2 separate regions of the Homo sapiens genome follow, and region 2 is linked to region 1. A link is an interaction called in ENCODE POLR2A ChIA-PET data of the cell type or tissue named here. Cell type or tissue: GM12878. All regions are shown on one strand. Each heading gives the region's core, and the rest is flanking DNA. Links, peaks and the distances in the headings are about the cores only.

What was found. ChIA-PET counts read pairs that join two places held together with the same protein. Peaks named below come from ENCODE experiments on the same cell type or tissue, not always from the same donor. Only the 100,000 strongest peaks of a DNase experiment are listed, where the experiment ranks them.
Region 2: POLR2A ChIA-PET joins it to region 1 with 8 read pairs; 9 of 35 experiments call an interaction of 5 or more read pairs at or near these places.

What each region holds. Positions count from the first base shown.
Region 1 is chr20:5,737,983-5,743,369 of GRCh38, reverse strand. No RefSeq gene overlaps it. Among named protein-coding and RNA genes, the nearest start is that of SHLD1, 9.7 kb to the left of the region's middle. In GM12878, for the core only: no CTCF peak of the experiment used is centred there; no DNase peak of the experiment used is centred there.
Region 2 is chr20:5,583,982-5,589,368 of GRCh38, reverse strand. GPCPD1 (glycerophosphocholine phosphodiesterase 1) reads left to right here. Exons shown (of 20, transcript NM_019593.5): 5 at 3,100-3,175; 6 at 5,047-5,088. Among named protein-coding and RNA genes, the nearest start is that of GPCPD1, 24 kb to the left of the region's middle. In GM12878, for the core only: no CTCF peak of the experiment used is centred there; no DNase peak of the experiment used is centred there; H3K27ac peaks cover 2,624 bases.

The DNA.
Region 1 (5,387 bases), core at 188-5,187:
GTACCTGTTGGTGAAAATGTAAAGTAGTATAGTCATTTTGGAAAGCATTATAGAAAATCCTCAAAAAATTAAAAATAGAACTATCATAAGATCCAGCAATCCCACTACCAGGTATATATCCAAAGGAAAATAAATCACTACCTCATAAAGATATCTGCACTCCCATGTTCTTTGCATCACTAGTCACAATAGCCAAGACATGAAATTGACCAGGCTGGGCACGGTGGCTCACACCTGTAATCCCAACACTCTGGGAGGCCACAGTGGATGGAACGCTTGAGGTCAGGAGTTTGAGACCAGCCTGGCCAACATGGTGAAACCCCGTCTGTAATAAAAATACAAAAATTAGCCGAGTGTGTTGGTGCATGCCTGTAATCCCAGCTACTCAAGAGGCTGAGGCTGGAGAATCACTTGAACCCGGGATGTGGAGGTTGTAGTGAGCCAAGATCACGCCTCTGCACTCCAGCCTGGGCAACAGAGTGAGACTCTGTCTCAAAAAAAAAGAAAGAAAGGAAGAAAGAAATCAGTCTAAGTGTCCATCAATGGATAAACTGATAAAGAAAATATGGTATATACAAACAATGGAATACTATTTAGCCATAAAAGAAAACTCCTGTCATTTGCAACAACACGCAGTGAACCTAGAGGACATTATGTTAAGTGAAATAAGCCAGTCACAGAAAGACAAATACTGTGTGATCTCACTTAAATGTAGAAACCAAAAAAGTTGATCTTGCAGAGGTAGAGAGTAAAATGGTGGGCCAGGCATGGGGGCTCATGCCTGTAATCCCAGTACTTTGGGAGGCTGAAGCGGGCGGATCTCCTGAAGTCTGGAGTTGGAGACCAGCCTGGCCAACATGGTGAAACCTTGTCTCTACTAAAAATACAAAAATTAGCTGGGCATGGTGGCATGCACCTGTAATCCCAGCTACTTGGGAGGCTGAGGCAGGAGAATCACTTGAATGTGGGAGGCAGAGGCTGCAGTGAGCCAAGATTGTGCCACTGCACTCCAGTCTGAGCGACAAAGCTACACTCCATCTCAAAAAAATAAAAATGAAAAAAAGAGGAGAGAGAAAGTAAACTGGTGGTTACCAGGAGATGAGGTGGTTGTGAGGAGGACAGTCTGGAGAGATGATGGCCAAAATTCCAGTTAAATAGGAGGAATAACTTCAAGAGATCTGTTATACATTGTGGTGGTGATAGTCAATAATACATTGTATTCTTGGAAAATGCTAAGAGGGCAGATGTGAAGTGTTCTTACCACAAAAGTGAAAACTATGTGAGGCAATGCCCGTGTTAATTAGCTAGATTTAGTCATTCCATAATGTATGTGTATTTTAAAACATCATGTTGTACATGGTAAATATATACAACTTTATCTTTCAACTTAAAAAGCATATTAATAGAAACATCTCACTGTCAAAGATGTAACAATCACTCAGTTTTTTTTCTCTTTTTGAATATCCACTTGTTTTTTTGACAAATACCTTTGAGTGGATTTTTTTTTTTCCGGATACGGTCTCACTCTGTTGCCCAGGCTGGAATGCAGTGGCATGATTAGAGCTCACTGCAGCCTCAACCTCCTGGGCTCAAGTGATCTATCACCTAACACACCTGAGAAGCTAGGATTACAGGAGTACATCACCATGCCCAGCTGATTTTTTTTTTTATCATTTTTTGTAGAGACGAGGTCTCACTATGTTGCCTAGGCTAGTTTCAAACTCCTGGACTAAAGCAATCCTCCTGCCTCAGCCTCCCAAAATGATGGGATTACAGGCCACCACACCGGACCTCTTCATTTTCCAATCCTGGCAAGTGTATTTCTCAATGCTCCTGACTGCAAAGGTCTTTAAAAGCATTAGACAAAACCCAGTAGGTCTAAGGAAAAGAAGGAGGGTTTAACTACACAGTAATGTGAAAGACACTCTAAACACATACTGGAGCCACATACAAATCAGGCAAGGTCAGATGATACCCATATTATGTAAAGAGGTGCTTCCCGCAGAGCTGCTGTGGAGAGATGTCATGGTCAATTTGTTAGATGGGACAGGCAAAGTTCCAAGACATTGCATGAGTATGCCTGGAAAGACTGTGGTCCAAATACAGTGGTTATCTCCAGAAAGCAGGATTGGGTGGGGCTGGGTCAAGAGAGGACGCTATCATTTCTTACTTTATAAACCTCTATGTTTTAGATTGTTTTGAATTTTTTTTTTTTTTTTTGAGACAGGGTCTCATTCTGTCACCCAGGCTGGAGTATAGTGGCTTGGTCTTGGCTCATTGTAACCTCTGCCTCTTGGGTTCAACCTATTTTCTTGCCTCAGCCTCTGAGTAGCTGGGATTACAGGTGCGCACCACCATGCCCAGCTCATTTTTTTGTATTTCTTAGTAGGACAGGGTTTCACCATGTTGGCCAGGCCAGGCTGGTCTCAAACTCCTGACCTCAAATGATCCTCTTGCCTCAGCCTCCCAAAGTGCTAGGATTGCAAGCATGAGCCACAGTGCCTCGCCTTTTGTTGTTGTTGTTGTTGTTGGGGGCAGAGTCTTACTCTGTCACCCAGGTCAGAGTGCAGTGGCACGATCTTGGCTCACTGCAACCTCCGCCTCCCAGGCTGAAGTGATCCTCTCACCTCAGCCTCCCGAGAAGCTGGGACTACAGGCACACACCACTAGGCACAGCTAATTTTTGTATTTTTTGTTGAGATGGGGTTTCACCATGTTGTCCAGGCTGGTCTCGAACTCCTGAGCTCAGCGATCCAACTGAGTATCCCAAAGTGCTGGGATTATAGGCATGAGCCACTACACTCGGCCTGAACTTTTTTCTTTTTTTTTTTTTTAATAACAAGCACATACTAATTTTGTAATTCAAAACAATTATAATAATGTTAATAATAGCTAAACTTGGTAGAGGGTTCCAGAACTGTAATAAGAGCATGATTTACATGAATTTCTTTATTTACTCTTCACTACAATGCTGTGATTAAGATATTGTTATTCCCTGGGTTCATTCCCCAGCACCTCTTAAAAAAAAGATACTATTATTATGTCCCTTTTACAGATGAAGAAACTGAGGCAGAGAATGTATTAATAGATAAGCCGTGACAGAGCTCATATGTGGCAGAGTTGGCTAAAAAGATATTAAAATACTAAAACTGCAAAGAGCCGGGCGTAGTGGCTCAAACCTGTATTCCCAGCACTTTGGGAGGCCGAGGCGGGCGGATCACGAGGTCAGGAGATCGAGACCATCCTGGCTAACACGGTGAAACCCCGTCTCTACTAAAAATACAAAAAATTAGCCTGGCATGGTGGAACGTGCCTATAGTCCCAGCTACTTGGGAGGCTGAGGCAGGAGAATCGCTTGAACCCTGGAGGTAGAGGTTCCAGTGAGCCGAGATAATGCCACTGCACTCCAGCCTGGGTGACAGAGCAAGACTCTGTCTCGAAAAAAAAAAAAAAAAAACTGCGAAGAGTGCTATTATCTGAAAATGAATAACAATTACTATTCCCAATCTCAGAAAATAATTTGAAAGTTAGTATTAATTGAAGAAAAAAATTGAACCAGAGCATGTTGAACTCATTAATTATTAAATCATTAAAATAGATACAGCAGACAACCCTGTACTGAATAGCTGTGACCCAAATCCTCTGTGTGTTTTAGAAACATCTCTCATGTGTGTTATAACAACCCCAGTGTCAGAGTGCCTCGTTGCTAAAGTGGCTTTCTTAAAGCCCAAGCCATGGAAAATCACTAATAAAAGCATAAATGAAAGAAAAATGTGTAATTAAGAAACTCAGATGCCCCAACTCAATTGAAGTAGAAAATAATCTGAAGACATCGCTTTCCTTAGGCTTATTATCTTTAATTGGCTTCCTCCTTTGTTGTGGATGGCCATATAGACTCAGGAGAGAGGCAAAGTGCTAACTTCATGTCTCCTGCAGGCCGCAGCACCAGCTCCTGGGGCTCCTGTTGTTCCTGTTCTATAAAAAGGAGGCAGCCGGGCACGGTGGCTCACGCCTGTAATCCCAGCACTTTGGGAGGCCGAGGCGGGTGGGTCACCTGAGGTCAGGAGTTTGAGGCCAGCCTGGCCAACATGGTGAAACATGGTCTCTACTAAAAATACAAAAATTAGCTGGGTGTGATAGTGGGTGCCTGTAATCCCAGCTACTCGAGAGGCTGAGGCAGGAGAATTGCTTGAACCTGAGAGATGGAGGTTGCAGTGAGCCGACACCATGCCACAACACTCCAGCCTGGGTAACAGAGTGAGACCCTGTCCCCCCCTAAAAAAAAAAAAAGGAGATAATAAAACCTTTTCTCTGAAAGAGAAAAGCACTTAACCTGCTGTCCACTAATAGTGTCTAGTTGTAAATACTCATTATCAGTAAGTCCTTACAACTGACTGAAGTCAGCATACTTTTCAGAAAAACGGTGAGCCAGATGTTTCTAAACTTCCAAAGGGCAGAGCCAGGCTCTCAAAAGGATGAAGTGGGTGGCTACCCACTAATACCCACAAATTACCTGATTCCTATTTAACAGGTAATTTGAACAGCACAGGGTAGAACATCCTGCCCAAAGTATCTTTTTCACTCTACGTACTTGCAGTTCCACCATTAGAAATGCATTCCTGGACAGATGTGGTGGCTCACGCCTGCAATCCCAGCACTTTCAGAGGCCGAGGCAGGTGGATCACTTGAAGCCAGGAGTTGGAGACCAGCCTGGCCAACATGGTGAAACCCCATCTCTACCAAAAAATACAAAAAATTAGCCAGGCATGGTGGCACACGCCTGTAGTCCCAGCTACTCAGGAGGCTGAGGCAGGAGAATTGCTTCAACCTGGGAGGCAGAGGTTGCAGTGAGCCTAGATTGTGCCACTGCACTCCAGCCTGGGTAACAGAGTGAGACTATCTTAAAACAAAACAAAATGAAATGCATTTCTTTGAGTCCTGTGGAGTCCCCCTTCAAAATGCAAATACTTTCACATCAGCTCTCTGCATAGGCAGTAAGTTTGAAGCTGGGTTATTAGAATGATGCCTAGAAGTCTCTCCCAGAGTCAGGGGGTATCGGAGGCTTCTCAGGAGGGAGACACAGACCTTCTTGCCTAGAACCAGCCCTATGGATCTAAGGGCTGGAAGACTTCCAGGTCAACATAACCCACAGAAACAAGCCCACGCTGACAATCTACCTTCAAACAGCAAGGAAATCTCAACTCTGGCTGGGTTCTCCCTGACATCACATCCTTCCCTACCTGAAAACAGCAGTTTCCCAACAAACAGCAGCTACCCATCAAAGCAGACCAGTGACTCCATAGCAGCTTTTCGGTCTTCTGGTGCACAGCCCTGCAGACCCACAGAGCTGGGGCTCTGGCAGTACTTAGATGCAGACATAGCTTTCC
Region 2 (5,387 bases), core at 286-5,285, 150 kb after region 1:
AAGTGCTGGGATTACAGGCGTGAGCCACCACGCCTGGCCTGTTAATTTTTTTTTAAAGAAGTAAAGCTGAAAATTTAAGATTGCCTTCTAAAGTTTAATAAAGTAGGCTTAACAATTTTGGAAATTCAGTGTATTTTAAAACTAGGTTCTTTTTTTTCTATATTATAACAGTTTACCAACCAATGTACATTTCTAGTCTGAATGATGATAGACATAGTTCTGTCATCAGTTTACCTGGCCCTTTGGACTGTTCCTCAAATATGCTATTCTATTCAAGTCTAGGTGGTTTTATGCAGTGGGGTAGTGGGCAGATGAGACTGGAGTTGTTAAAATTGCTACTGAAATATGTTCCCTATCAAATTTAATCCAAAGGATTATTCTTACTTGATTAAGTAAAGATACTGCTATCAACAGTCTATAAAGTTCCCCTGACATCTGAATTAAAACAAAACAAACAGTCTGCTATGCCGTTACCTCTTTTTGACATTTAATATTATATTCATAGCACCCTTTTCTTTTTCTTTTTTTTTTCTTTTTCTTTTTTGAGACATAGTCTCGCTCTATCGCCCAGGCTGGAGTGCAGTGGCGCAATCTCAGCTCACTGCAGCCTCCGCCTCCCAGATTCATGGGATTCCCCTGCCTTGGCCTCCCAAGTACCTAGGATTACAGGCGTGTGCCACCATGCCTGGCTAATTTTTGTATTTTTGGTAGAGATGGGGTTTCACCATGTTGGCCAGGTTGGTCTCGAACTCCTGACCTCAAGTGATCTGCCTGCCTTGGCCTCCCTAAGTGCTGGGATTACAGGCATGAGCCACTGTGCCCAGGCTGTTTCTATTTTTATGTATGTATTTGCGACTTTTTTTTGAGAAGGAGTCTCACTCTGTCGCCCACGCTGAAGTGCAGTGGTGTGATCTTGGCTCACTGCAACCTCTGCCTCCCACGGTCAAGCAATTCTCGTGCCTCAGCCTCACATGTAGCTGGGACTACAGTTGTGTGCCACCACACCTAGCTAATTTTTGTATTTTTAGTAGAGATGGGGTTTCACTATGTTGGCCAGGCTTGTCTCAAACTGCTGACCTCAAGTGATCCACCTGCCTTGGCCTCCCAAAGCGCTGGGATTATAGGCATGAGCCACCATGCCTGTCCTATATTTGCAACTTTTGAGGTTTAGAAAGTTTGATATTTAAAAAACACATTTAAAAAATATTTCAGGAAAAATGTTATAGTAAACATCATCTAGAATTAATTTGATTTTCTTTTTAGTATAATGGATACGAAAGTCACCATATTTTTAAAAGAGCAATTTCACATTACATTTTTAAAAAATCTACCCAGTCTACCAATTAAGGTGAACTATTATAGCAGGGAAGTGTTTAGCTAGAGAAAAAGAGAATTTTATTTAGTATCCCAGGAGTAATGATTTGAAGAAATATATCGTGCTATTTTAGTTTTTAAACTTCAGAAGTTTGAGGATTTCAGAAAAGAATTTAGCCTGGTTATTTTAAGTGACAGGATTATTTATTGCATTTAATAATTAATAATGTGCCTAATTTGTTACATATTTGTTATTGTTTGGCTTATCGTCAAATTTAATCAATATTAAAATCCTATAGAAAGTGTAGGAGAATATTTTAATCCATTATTAATGCCTTCTAAAGATAATAGAGAAGCTTTTATGCCTAGGCTTTTTAAGAGTATGTATAGGCTGGGCACAGTGGCTCACACCTGTAATCCCAGCACATTGGGAGGCTGAGGTGGGTGGATCACGAGGTTAGGAGTTCGAGACTAGCCTGGCCAACATGGTGAAGCCCCATCTCTACTAAAAATACAAAAATTACCTGGGTGTGGTGGCACGTGCCTTTAATTCCAGCTACTCAGGAGGCCGAGGCAGGGGAATCACTTGAACCCAGGAGGCAAGGGTGCAGTGAGCCGAGATTGTGCCATTGCACTTTAGCCTGGGTGACAGAGTGAGACTCTGTCTAAAAAAAAAAAAGAGTATGTGTAATATAATGCCTAGAAAAGGGCTCAAAGATTATATGTGAAAATCTTGATGGTGATTATCCCTAAATGGTATGATATGGGTGAGTTTTGTATTTTCTTTTTGCTTCTCTGTATTTAATTACATTTATGTAACAAATAAAATACCTTGTAAGATTATAGTTTGAAAATGTGCTTCCAAAATGTGTATTTAAGGGTTTTATTTCAGCATAATAACTAGTGAGTTTCTTTTTAAAAATTAAAGGAAAATTAGAACACTTAAATTTTAGTCTTTTAGGTATACTCAGGGAATCTTTCATGGTTACTCACTACCGCATATGTTATCAACACATAGCTTTATGTTCTTTTTTAGTAGGGGAGCTTGATAATGGAAAACAGTATGAGGAATTGTCACACTGTATGAGATTTTAAACTAAGGCATAAGAATGAAACCGGATGTTAGTTCCTCTTTTATCACACTTGCTCTTCAAGTTTACCTGGCCACATGTCCCTTCTAGAATTTCCCGTGTTCTTTAGAAACACTGGTTCCTATGATATGAGAAATCTTCCTGTTTTTCACTTAGTATTCTTAAATATATGTAATAAATAACTTTATTATGGTTCTTTAGTTCCTTGAGTAGCTTGCGATAATTGTTCTTGAGTACTTGTTCCTACTATTTTTACTATTGTAGGCTTGTTTAGGCTTTTTCTAAATGCATAGAGCAGGAGGTACATACTTTATCTAGCAATACCTCATTGATGGCTGACATACCAAAGAAAGTATATATGATATTTATCTTAAGAATTAATATCAGTTAAAAATGAAAATTTCTTTGAAACAATTGAGTATTGTAGGCAGATTTAGGAATGGGTTTGAGACAGTTCTGTGTGCCAGTTCATCTCATTTTTCTTTGTTTACTGCCTCACTCTAATTTTCTTCCAGCATTTCATCTTGTTTTGTGATCTGGTACATTCCAGGCTTTTGGCATATAATATTGATAATAAGATGAATCTTTTGGTCTCATATTTAGTATAAGATTTAGGCCACAAACATCTAATGGAGTCATGGGTAGAAAATAAGATATAAGAAATTATTGCAGACGTTTAACTTTTAAATTGCAGACTATCGGTGGTCCATGTCAAGTGATAGTTCACAAGTGGGAGACTCATCTACAACCACGATCAATAACCCCTTTAGGTATGGGCATTAACTGCATCTGTTTGAGGCATATGCATAAAGTTACTAATATGCTGCACAATGGCTTAGTGGGATTTAATAAATTTTTATTCTAAAGTTAAGGTCAATGCATTGTCAGTGCTACAAATTTCACTGAGCATTTCATGGATCTTTCAAAACAACAGTTTTTAATTGCCTCTTAAAATAAACTTTATTAGAAATATTTACCTAGATATTTTTGTTTTCTTGGGTTAGATTAGTTTATTATGAAATATTCACTTTCATTTGGAATGGTTAGGAAGTTTATAAGATACCATTCTTCTTGACTGAGCATCCATAGCTCTATTTGTTTACTTGCTCAGGCTTAACGAACATTTGAAGAAAAAATTAATCCAAAACAAAGATTCTTAAATTTTTAACTTTGAATATTAATAGAGTAAGTTATTCTATTTTTTCTTTTCTTCTTAATTTTTTTAAGAGAAATTGGTAAATACTTGAATAAACTTGTATGAATGAATTCAAATTTCTTAAATTCCCTATTGGCTATGCTAGAATTGCTACTTGGAAAGTTTTCTTTTTTTTTTTTGTCTTTTTTTTTTTGTAAGTTGTTTTCTTTTAAACACATTAACTTTTCTTATGCTTAAATATGGCATTTCTCTTCATACAAGTATTTTTGAATTTCTTAGTCCATATTGAAAATCGAATTTGAAGTTCACTTCACATACATTAAATTACCCACATGTATTCATCTGTAAATTGACTCAGTGCTGAGAAATGTATCTTTTAGTTTCTAGGTAAAGTTAAAATTGAAAGATAACTGGATGCCAGTTTTCTGGTTTAAATTAGAAAGCAGTGGGAGTTTCTGCTTTATCCTGGAGTAAGGACACATCTCATTTAAACAGTATCTCATTCCATCCTCTTTATTGGATTTTCTTTTTGTATGTTTTAATACATTTTTGATAGTGTATTTAGGATTTTTATGAGAGTATACTTAAAATTATAATATTCCCATACTGAGGTTGGAACTTACTAGGTATTGAATGTTTTAAAAAATTGTATTTTAAAGCATCTTGCAGTTAAATATATTTTATTATGAGAAGTGGGATGATTTTGTTTCTATCTTTTAGAAAGGAATGTATACTTTTGAGAAATATAACTTTTGAACTTAAAAGCTGTGTGAAACTTACCAGAGAATCTTTACTAGGAACTGTCACATCCATTTTGCAAGTATTTCAGACTAACGTTTAAAGTAAACTGGGAAGGGAAGTAGGCCAGGAAGATAAATTGTATTTTACTCAAAGGGTGGGGTTTTACAGCTTTTCTCATTGAGTTGAAATTTCTGTTAGGAGAAGGGGTTGTGCTAGCGTTTATTCTTTTGGTAGTTCCTCACAGCTCTGTACATACAGGTAAGTTCACGCTGTTCGTAAAGCTTTTAACTGGCAGTAGTGAATAGTTGGGATATGAGGAGAATTACATTTGAGACAAGTTCAGAATATGCACTACATAAGAATAAGCATTTTAATTGTGCCAAGACCTTTGGTTTGAAAATCAAGAAGGAGTTATCGTTGTCCAGCAACCTGTGAGTCTTGTACATTGGTTAGTGTAGAAGTTAATCCCAGTGCCTCTAGAGCACCTTTCTGAAGAGTTTTCTTTTTCTTCTTTTTAACATAATGGACAATCAACGAAGTATGTAAGAACCATTACTGTTTGCTAGCCTCCTTTAAAGGGAATTCTTTATTGAGGGCTACAATAAATATGCTTATTCACCTTGGGCTGCTTTTAAGCTGTAGATTTAATATTATAAACGATCTTTAAGGTGGGTAATTTCTCAGTTGTTCACTGGGTATGCATCAAGAGTTTTAACTAAATTTTCTATTTTCCTTAAATTCTAGAAAGCGAAATTATTATTGACGATGGACAATTTGGAATCCACAGTAAGTGAGACTGACTTACTTAAATGTTTACTGAAATGATTGAGATTGTTACTTTACATTTCACTGGAGTTATATAGCACAGGAAAATAGAACATACAGTCATGTGCTGCATAACGATATTTTGGTCAAAGACAGGCCACACGTGCAGCAGCAGTCTCATATGATTATAATGAAGCTGAAAAATTCCCTGTACTTACACAAACAACAATGAAATCGTCTAATGTGCATTTCTCAGAACTTATCTTCATTGTTAAGCAATGCATGACTGTAGTATGATTTTGAAAATAGAGACTGGATCC